Regions from separate parts of the Mus musculus genome. Here region 2 is linked to region 1. The links are chromatin contacts, found by Hi-C or POLR2A ChIA-PET in ENCODE. All regions are on one chromosome and are shown on one strand. The core of a region is the stretch at or near the end of the contact, and the rest is flanking DNA. Distances in the headings are between cores, read along the strand shown.

What was found. Hi-C counts contacts between places; a loop is a spot of excess contacts on that map. ChIA-PET counts read pairs that join two places held with the same protein, here RNA polymerase II (POLR2A).
Region 2: POLR2A ChIA-PET joins it to region 1 with 12 read pairs in Patski. The contact joins the promoter of Wdr19 here to the enhancer-like site in region 1. A Hi-C loop is called at or near these places in 2 of 37 maps with a recorded cell type or tissue (Patski and mouse embryonic stem cell). POLR2A ChIA-PET finds 5 or more read pairs at or near these places in 4 of 5 experiments (Patski and embryonic stem cell).

What each region holds. Positions count from the first base shown.
Region 1 is chr5:64,874,304-64,879,215 of GRCm38, forward strand. No RefSeq gene overlaps it. Among named protein-coding and RNA genes, the nearest start is that of Gm31889, 2.8 kb to the right of the region's middle. RefSeq lists an enhancer at 2,481-4,478. Within about 2 kb of position 1,873, at least 1 of the 3 ENCODE cell types and tissues checked has a DNase peak (open chromatin) inside an H3K27ac peak, as active enhancers do.
Region 2 is chr5:65,197,566-65,202,477 of GRCm38, forward strand. Wdr19 (WD repeat domain 19) reads left to right here and starts at 2,131. Exons shown (of 37, transcript NM_153391.2): 1 at 2,131-2,195. The coding sequence starts at 2,190.

The DNA.
Region 1 (4,912 bases), core at 623-3,122:
CCTAGAGTCTTCTGAGGGGTGGAATACAGCTGGTGTAGAGACTCTATTGCGGTGGTATTTTGGCAAAGAATGTGGCTGCTTTTTGCCCTTGTTCTAAAAATCTGCCTGAGGCTAAATTGATGAGTTTTGGATCAATGGCATTGGCTGAGGAGATTCCAAGACAGCCTATTATTGACTGAGTCCTGTGGTTATTAATAACCACTCTTATGCAGAGCTATAATGAAAAGGAGAAAACTGGATAAAGAGAAATACAAAATATCCAGTTTAAGAAGAAAAGGAGCTAACTCCAGTGCTCAAGGAGATAAAACGTTTAAAGTAAAACCTGATGTTAAATGGAATGAAGGGTGTGGTGACCTCAGGGTGAGACTCCATCCAGCTCAGCTTCCAACCTCTGAAAGGGAATTAAAGGAAAACCTAAGCAGCAATGGGAACCATTGCCCACAGAAAGCTGATGTACATGTACTTGAACTAAGGAGCAAAGCTCAAGACCCATCAAACCACAGAACTTGGCATCTTTAGCCATATGGTTCTAGGTGTAGAGTCAAGAATCAAGAAAGGGGCTGTGGAATCTCCCTGCATGGCCAAGAAAAGCAGTTGAACATGACTAAATAGACAGTGTAGGTTCAAACTTCAGGAGTGTGACCTTGAGTGGTTTATTTCAGGTCTATTTTAGCACAGCAAAAGTGGGGGAAACTGGTGATAATTAGCTCAGTCTTGTGTACTTAGGACTACATTGAAATTCTTTGTAGCGTACACTTGACATCTTTCATAAAGATGAGTTCTATAGATTGAGAGCATGTGACACCTTCCATAAAGATAGGTTCTTCGATTGACAGATTGACATGTTTACAATAAGGATCTGGGGGAAGATCCAGTGTCGTCTTGGCCACATAGATAGTGAAATAAGTCACCAGGCTATTAAATACATCTGTTCCCAGCCTTCTGAGTGGGTAACAGGCTATATAGCCTGTTCTTTGAAACCCTGTGTTTCAAAGACTTGTGAGGGACTTGTGAACACTGCCCCTATGGGACTGATGGCCACACTTCTCATATGAGGGGACTGTGGCTATGTGACAGGGGCCTGGTGCTGGGAGAAGGCAAGGCTCCTACCATCCCTTCAGGGTCCCTGGGGCTTCAAGTCTTAGCTCGACCTTACCAGGCTTCCTCATATGGTCCACCACCGCACAGTTGGGGGTCACTACAACATGAGAAACTGTATTAAAGGGTTGTAGCATTAGGAAGGTTGAGAACCAGTGCTCTAGAGTCAAAGACCCAAACAGTCTAGCAAATTAGAGTATCCGAAAGAAACATCTGAGCAAGACCACCCTCAAGAACAGTCCATCTGTTATTAAGTTCCATTCAACACACACAAATACAGATACACAAACTATACATATGGCACACATGAATAAACTATTTACATACATAAAGGCACACTCTTAGAGAAATATTTACGCACTCACCCCCACACACAAATACTCTCACAAAAGCACACCCTCCAGATTTCACTAACACAAATACACTTACACACAACACTCACCCAACATATTCTCACACAAACAAAATGCCACCCGCATACTCATACACTCACGTGTATATACACACATACAAACACACATTCTCACACATTCATAGTCACAAATGAACACGTTTACACACATTCACACACACGTACAAACACACACACACACACACATTCACCCAAGCATGCCCAAACACACTCTCCCATTTACTCTCACACACATGCAACACTTAACACAAATGCACACACAAGCACACCACACACTCACACACATGCCACACTGAAGTGTAGCAGGCCAGTTTATGCTTCCTTGCAGCCTGGTGACAGACTTCAGGGAGAGCAGCCGGAGAAGCCAGGACTTTTTTTTTTTTTTTTATAAGTTAGCTGCAGGAGTCAAACATTTGGCAATGATCTCACTATTGAGGCCCTTGTGGATTCTGCCCTCCCCCGCTTTGGTTCTCAGCACAGAAAAAAATAAAAAGCAAAACTGCCTCACGGTGGGGAGTGGAAAGTGAGGAGAGACTATGAAACTGGAAAGATCGCTGATTCCCATTTTTGGAAAACTCCATCACCTCTGAGGAGCAGGGACTTTGGCAGCTCCTGGGGTTCATAAAGAAAAGCCATGTCTCCTGACCACAAAATGAGAGAAAGGATGGGTTTTCCATGAGCACAAAAGCTAACAACAGCCCCATTCCGGAGATGCACTAAGAGCTAAGGTGCTTCCGGCGATGTGGGAAAGGAGCAAGCCAGGATCTAGATCACGGGATGGTCTTCAGGGAATTGATGCCAAGCTTGGAGGAGCAGGTCACTTATGTCTATGAAGATACCCGTGGAGAAGTGTGAGCTGTGACTTCCACACTGGCCTCCTGTCCGCAGCCACTGCTGCAGACCCTGGGGTACTGACCAGCCACATATGCTCTTCTGGTTTTCAGTGGTGCTTTTGAGAGAGACCAGTGCTGCTGGGAAACGTTCACACACCCCTACCTATGTGGCGGCCATGGGGTTGAGCCAGTTGAGAAGAGATGGGTGAGGGGTTGTTAGGGAAAGTTCCCAGGGTAAAATAAAGGAAGGGGCACAAGTCATTGTTTAATATTCTACAAGGTCAAATGCTGATGAGAACTTTGTAGCTGTGGAGTTAGACTTGGTGCAGATCCTGACCACATGAGCTTGGATTACTGTTAGTCACCTTAGTAGTTGCTCCACTCCTCTGTCTTTGACTTGCTTACAGTTCCCTTGACTTCTCAAGTATGACCTTTGGATCCTATTACTAGCAGACCACTAGCCTCATCGAAGCAAACGCTAAGAAAACCATCCGACAGCAGCGGAAACCTATTGCAGAGAAGTGCCAGGGTACTTGGTTGGTGCCTTGATTCAGGATGGTCTTTGTTCCGTAACTAGTAAAGTCTCACGTGACTCCTTCCACGGCAGGACGCTGTTTGGAGCAACAGCATCCATGTCTCTGCATCATGGTAACTCACGTTTGGTTCAAGAATGAACTCTTAAGCCACGTTTGCATCAGTTTTGCATGGACAGTCCTACACAGGGTAGCCACTAGGAGTTGCAAAGAGAGGTGTCACGTGTCAGGACCGACTTGTTAGAATTCACTGCTCAGCTGGGCTTGCCTGGGAGAAGAGCTCACTCATGCCGGCTTCACAGGAGTTCTGTTGACTCAGAAAGCACTGGTGGATACCGCTGGTCTAGTTTCACCAGCTCTTTGCAGAAAGGAGACACGGCCTGGGAAATTCAAGTGAATCATACGGGACCACTCAAATCTGCGTGGCACACCATGCCGGGCGCCAGAATGCTTGCTTCCCTTTGACACATGGAAGCAAACAGGGATGCTGAGAGAGAACAAGCAGGTGTCTCTTTTCTTAAGTCGCCCCCATTGTTAAAGAGGCTTTGTTCTCCCAGACTCTATTCCCTGAAATCCATTCCTTTCTTCCAGACTGAGAGATGCAAGGGGACTGAATAAATGATATAAGCTTTTAATTTGTTTTTAATTACCCTGGCTCACTAACCTTCCCCAAGGCCCGGCACAGAGGAGTAGTTGTGTTTTTCCACTTATTAGCCTCATTCTCTAGTCTGAAAAAAGAATTCTGCCATTTCTCAAAACCTCTCCCTTTCATTCTTCCAATTCCTTCTTTTGCAAAAAAAAAAAAAAAAAAAAAAGTAATGTGTGTAAAATGAGAGCCAAGTATATTGTGGTTTCAAACCCAAGTGTGTTTGAAGCAGGAGCCTGTGGGACTGCTTCGCCTCAGCCCCTGGGGCATTAGCCTCTGTGGCCTCAGTTAGTGAAAGGGGAGGGAGCTTGAATGGCTCTTTGATTAGGCCAGAGTCTGGGGGTGGAGGGTGGGGAAAGAACAGGCCTGTTATTTGACACTCTGTTGGGCTTGGCAGGGCTCAGTCCCTCTCAGGCCTCCCTGGAGTTTGCAGGCCCTGCTGAGGATGCCCCGACTTGGCAAGGGCTGAAATGCATGAAATTCCTGGCCACAGTACACCAGCAACCCCAAGGGCTTGGTGGATTCCATTCGCCTGCAGAATCCTCCTCTTCTGACTTTCCCCTCCCAATCTCATACTCACACCCGCAAAGCTCTGAGTTAACCGCGTGATTGCTAACTGATGGCTTGTTGATTTGGAAAGTATTTGTTATTGTTGTTTGAAAAGAAGAGAAAAGAAAATCAAACAATAGATAGACAACTCCCTGGAGGCATTTTGGAAGTGTGGAGGAGCTGGGCAAGCATCAGGGGGAATGTGACATCATTGTCTAGGGTCCTTACCAATTTACAGTGAGTTCTAATCCTGGCTCTACCATTTATGACCTTGAATAATTGACTTAACCTCTGTGCACTTCTGGAGTCTCCAGATGCCTTAGCCATAGATGGTCACAGTAATAACATCCCCACAGAGCAACTGTACAAAATACTGGCTGTCAGGTCTGCGGCTGAAGCTTATGTCAAGGCCAGCTGCTGTGCTACTACAGGATAATACCCTGAAAGATTTTAAGACTGACATTCAAACAGTGATGTTATACTTTCCACAAACAGTCATAAAAACTTCAAATCCAAAAAATTTTAAAAGACTACATTTATGTCTGTCGTCATAACGGAAAACAAGATGTCTAGGGATAAGCCTAAAAAGAGATGGACATAACATTTAAGAAGAAAATTATAATTTAAAAAAAGTTGTGTGTGTGAGGCTCAGGGTATGTGTGATTGTGTCCTCACGGGCGCGTCTGGAGAAGCTAGAGGTTGAAACGAGGTGTGTCTCAGGGTTACTATGGCTGGGGAGGAAAGGGTTTATTCAGCGTGTGCTTCTACATCATAGTTCATCATCAAAGGAAGTCAGGACAGGCACTTAAGCAGGGTGGGGACCTGGAGTCTGGAGCAGATG
Region 2 (4,912 bases), core at 881-3,380, 320 kb after region 1:
CTTTTTGGATCTTTCCTGGGATGTGTTTGTCTCTTCTATCATCCTTATCACTTAGTCTTAAACACACTCAAAATTTTTTCTTTTACATTTACTTTGTGTACTTACAGTGAGGAATATGTGCAGGGCATATGTGTGGAGTTCAGAGGGCAGCTTGCAGAAGTCAGCTCTCTCTTTCTACCATATGGGACCTGGGATCGAAGTTGGCAGAAAATGTCTTTATCTATCTTGTTGGTCCATTGAAAATAATTAATAATGGAGTGGCTATTTGTAGCTGTACCCATTTAAAAACTTAAAGTGATCCCAGCAGCGACGCGTTCCTATTCTGCACCATCTGCGTCTCCCTGTGGACTTCAGAATCCAGTTGTTAGTGAACCGATTGGGATCTCGTAGTTCCACTAAAGCTACAGACCAACTGGAGGGAAACTGTTATCTTACAATCCTGACTCTTACGATTCATGAGCGTGGGGTGTCTCTCCTTTATAGTCCTTTTAAATTGTTCTCATGACACTTACTTATACGTGCTGGCACGTGTGCCATTGTGTCAGAGGACAACTTGTGGTCATTGCTTCTCTCCTTCCACATTATGCTGGCATTGTGCTGTTTCCTGGGGATTAAGTCGTCAAGCTGGGCAAAGAGGACCCTCCCCCACTGAGCCACCTCACAGCCCTCTGAACTCTTTTAATATCTATCTTCGGTTCTGTACTGTTGTTCACACCCATTATGTATATACGTTGCTAGACTTGTAGCTGCATTCCATTTTGAGAGGTACTCATGAAAATGGCACTGCTCTTTTATTTCAAATCTGCTTATTACTGATATGGAGGGGTGTGACTACTCTTTGTGTATTAAGATTGTATCCTGGAGGCTTGGTATAATTAGCTCTACCTCTACCCCACATCCCTCCCTCTCTTCTACTGATTCTGTACACTCTCAGTCATGTCATCTGCAGTTTTCCCACCTCCTTCCTCAATCAGTATGCTTCTTTTTCTCTCCTTATTGCATTAACTAGGACTTCCACCAGAATTGAGAAAGAGTCACAAGAGGGGACATCCCTGCCTTGTTCCTAATGGGACTACTTTCAAGATTCTTAGCATTAAGTACATCAGCCTTAGGCTATTTGGAGATACTGTTTACAATTTCTATGGTACAGGGTTTTGTTGTCTTGCTTTTTCTTGTTGGGTTTTGTTTTTTGAGAATTTTGAGGGTTTGTTTTATGTTCAGTTTTGTCAAATGCTTTGTTATTATAGCTACTGATGCAACCATGTAGGTTTTTTGTTTTTTTTTTGTTTGTTTTTGATTAGCCTGTTACTATTGTGACAGAGCAAGACAATGCAGAAGTTTCTCCATCTTGTATTCTTGCTGAGGCCATTTTAGGTTTGACTACAATTTTATCTCATGGACGAGAGTCGCTGTGAAAAATTACCCAACTCTATTCTAGGAACCCGAGGTGATGATGCCCAGCTAGCCAACCTTAGCTACTGTGCAGAATCCCACTCCCTCCCTCCAGCCAACTTTTAATGCTTAGCTTCCGCTAAACTTCTTGTTTACCAGGCTCAAATACTACAGGCGAGTTCTTTTCTTTATTTTTTTCAACTATTCCTCCCCGATCACACTAGCTAAAATTGTCTTAATGGTCCTGAAAGAAAACGACTCCTCATACCTCACCTCCGTTAGGGCAAAATCAAAAATAAAAACCCTGCAAGAAAAAAAAATGAGGAATGATACATTAGTTTCTCCAAGCCTTTTTTACAAGTGGATCTTGTAGAAGCCGTCTGGCTCATGAGCCAATTCCTGCCTCCTACTTGCCAACCTCTGGGTCCAGCTTTTTTCCCCCCGGAATTCCTTTACAACCGCTCCTAGGCCAGTGGTTTCTGCTCACATAGCTCAAGACCCTTTCTGTCCATAGGGCCCGCCTGCCTCGCAGCCTCACCCAATCAGAGCTCAGGCAGGAAGTTGACCAGCCCTCGTAGCATTCAACTTCCCGGAGCTTAGCTCCACCTCCATCACGTGACTCTACCCACCCTGCCCATCTCTCTCAAAGGAGGGCTCCGGGGGCAGCTCCGCCCCACGCTCGCTGATTGGTCGCTGTTTGCACGGTCTCCTGGGTGACGAGAACGCGGTAGCGGGGCGGGGGTGTTCTGTTGCGCCTGCGCACTTACAAGAACGGGGGTGTCGCTGGAGCCTTTGAAATGAAGGTAAATAACTTACAAGTGCCAGCGGATTGAGAAGATGTGGCAGCCTCTGTATTTCCTAAACTCTCGGAGCGCGACTCTGAGGAGTTTGTGTCCCTGTCCCTCCGCGGAAGTGCTGAGGATAGAGGAATGAGCTCCGGGAGCGGGCGGGAGGGGATGATGGGCTTGTAAGGATGCAGGGAAAGGAAGCTCTGGAGAGCGGGCTGAGGGAGGCCTGTGCCCTCTGGAATCTGGTAGAAGCCTGATCTGAGTACGCCCGAACTACCGGTATCGCTACCGATTTCTTGTAGCTTAATCCTGGGCAAACCAAGCCACTGGCCCAGAGCCCTAGGGAGAATCAAAAGTCTCTAAAACAGTCATCAAGAATTACTTGGCCTGTGACCTGTCCGGTATGCAGAGCCCTGGTCGCTAGAACACATGATGGAGAAATCTGCACACCTGTGTGCGTCCTCCACTGCACGCAGGTTTTCTGATTGGGTTTGTTGTGAATTCCACAGGGGCAGCCGCTGCACTCCTGTGATTTACCTCAGAGGTACTTACCCCCGCACTGCTCTGACAAAGAAATGGAAACACCGAGTTTAAAATGGTTTCAGCTTTCCTAAAGCTTCACTGTAGCTCTTGTGTGTCCATTGGAATTGGCAGATAACTTTGCATGATTCACTTTCTGGTGTGTCGGAAAGGAGTAAATACTATTCTCTTTACAGTTAAGTTAACCGTGACCTGCAACAAGCAAACCTTTTTGCTGTTCTAGGAAAGCTGTAACTTTTATCTGAGTTGTACCTAGAACCGATATAACTCTGTGGAAGAAAACTAACCTGTAAGATTACAGCCCAAGACAGATCTGCCATGAAAGGAATAGAATCAGGTTTAAGGACGATGTATTCCCAAACTCGCAGAAGTAAGATGGTCTAGAATACGTTGAGTGAGTGTACGTGCTGGAAAAAACCTGTGTGTGCTTGGCATCATAGCGCACCTCTATCTTAAGTTGCGATTCCAGGACACAGGCTTTCGGGAGATGGGCATTTATTCAGATAGCATTGGAGGAGTTGTGTTGTCACTCAGATTCAAGTCTTCAGCTACAGTATCTAAGCTGCATCTACCTAGATAAGGGTGTGCTTGATTAATCTACAGTATTTAAAACTAATATTTTTCATCTAGGGTCATGTTCCTGAGTATTCTAGAATGTAGCAGTCTGATATAAGAATAATATAAGTCAATGAAATTTCAAATTTTTAACTTATAACAACAATAAAATTGTTTAAAAAAAACAAATAACATTGTGATAATACAGTTTGTTTTGCCGAGTATCTCCAAAATTTGTATCAGCATCTAACAGAAAAAATACCAATAAAGCCAGCATTCATTGGTAGCAATGAATCAGCCCACGCCTTTAATCCCAGCACTCTGGGGCTAGAGGCAGGTGGATCTCTGTGAGTTTGAGCTTAGTCCTATCTATATAGTGAGTTTCAGGGCAGCCAGGGCTATATAAAGAGACCTTATCTGAAAACAAACAAATTATCCATGCTATCATTTGTGTTTCTAATAGTCTTTGAAATCTGACATATAGAGTTACAACTAATGCAGATATGAGGACCTCAGTAGGTTGAATCAATGTAAAGTTTTCCCAAGTGACATATTGCCCAGCAAATATGCAATGTAAATATGTGACAAAGAAGTAGGTTTAAGTAGTGAGTAAATGAAGATAATTTTAAAGGGACTGTAAGCATCTTAGGTCTATCCAAGCTTTTTAAATAGTAATTTTGTTCAACGTAGTCCCCCAAATCTGTGTCACATTTAATAAATTCATGTTTAAATTCTTTCGGCATGCATAAAGCACTGTGGCATGTTTTTATAAAGTTAATAATTGAAGACATTTAAAAAGCATACACTTTAATACCAGAACCCAGATGACAAAGGCAGGTGGATCTTTATGAGTTTGAGGCCAGCCTGCTCTAAATAGCAAGTCCCATACAAAGCTACATATTGAGACCCTGTCTCAAACCAGTCAAACAGAAGAACAAAAAGAGTTCTCTGATAATCTCTCTTTTGCCTTGAAGTCTGTTCTAGTTTCATTCTGTTGCTGTGATAAAGTTACCTGACAGAAACAACAGAGGGGAGAAGGGTTATTTCAGTTTTCAGTTCCTGGTTACAGTCCATCAAGCAAGGGGGCACCGTGGTGGGCACATGAAGGAGCTAGTCACATGACATCCCCAGTCACACATACAGAGAAATAAATGCATGCATTCCTGCTTGCTTGGCCTCAGATCATTTCTCTTATATAACGCAGGACCCACTGCCTAGGGAATGGTGCCTCCTACGGTAGCTCTTCCCAAGTCAAGTACCTTAAGGTAGGCTAACCCAGCGTAGAAAGTCCCTTGCTGAGCCTCTCTTCCCAGATGCTCCCAGGTTGTATCCTGCTGCACCAACTACTTACCTTTGACTGATGTTGATTTTGTTTTGTTCAGTTATCATTAATTTGTTTGTTTGTTTGTTTGTTTGTTTGGAAACAGGGTCTTACTCTGTGTCCCTGGCTGGCCTGTAACTCACTGTGTGAACCAGGCTGCCCTGAATGTCACAGAGATCCCTCTATCTGTCAAGTGCAGGGATTAAAGGTGTAAGCCACCATGCCTGGCCCACGCTGTTATTTAGCTATTTATTTATTTATTTATTTGTTTTTGAATAAACATTATCACTCATTCTGCTTTCTGCATATCTGCATG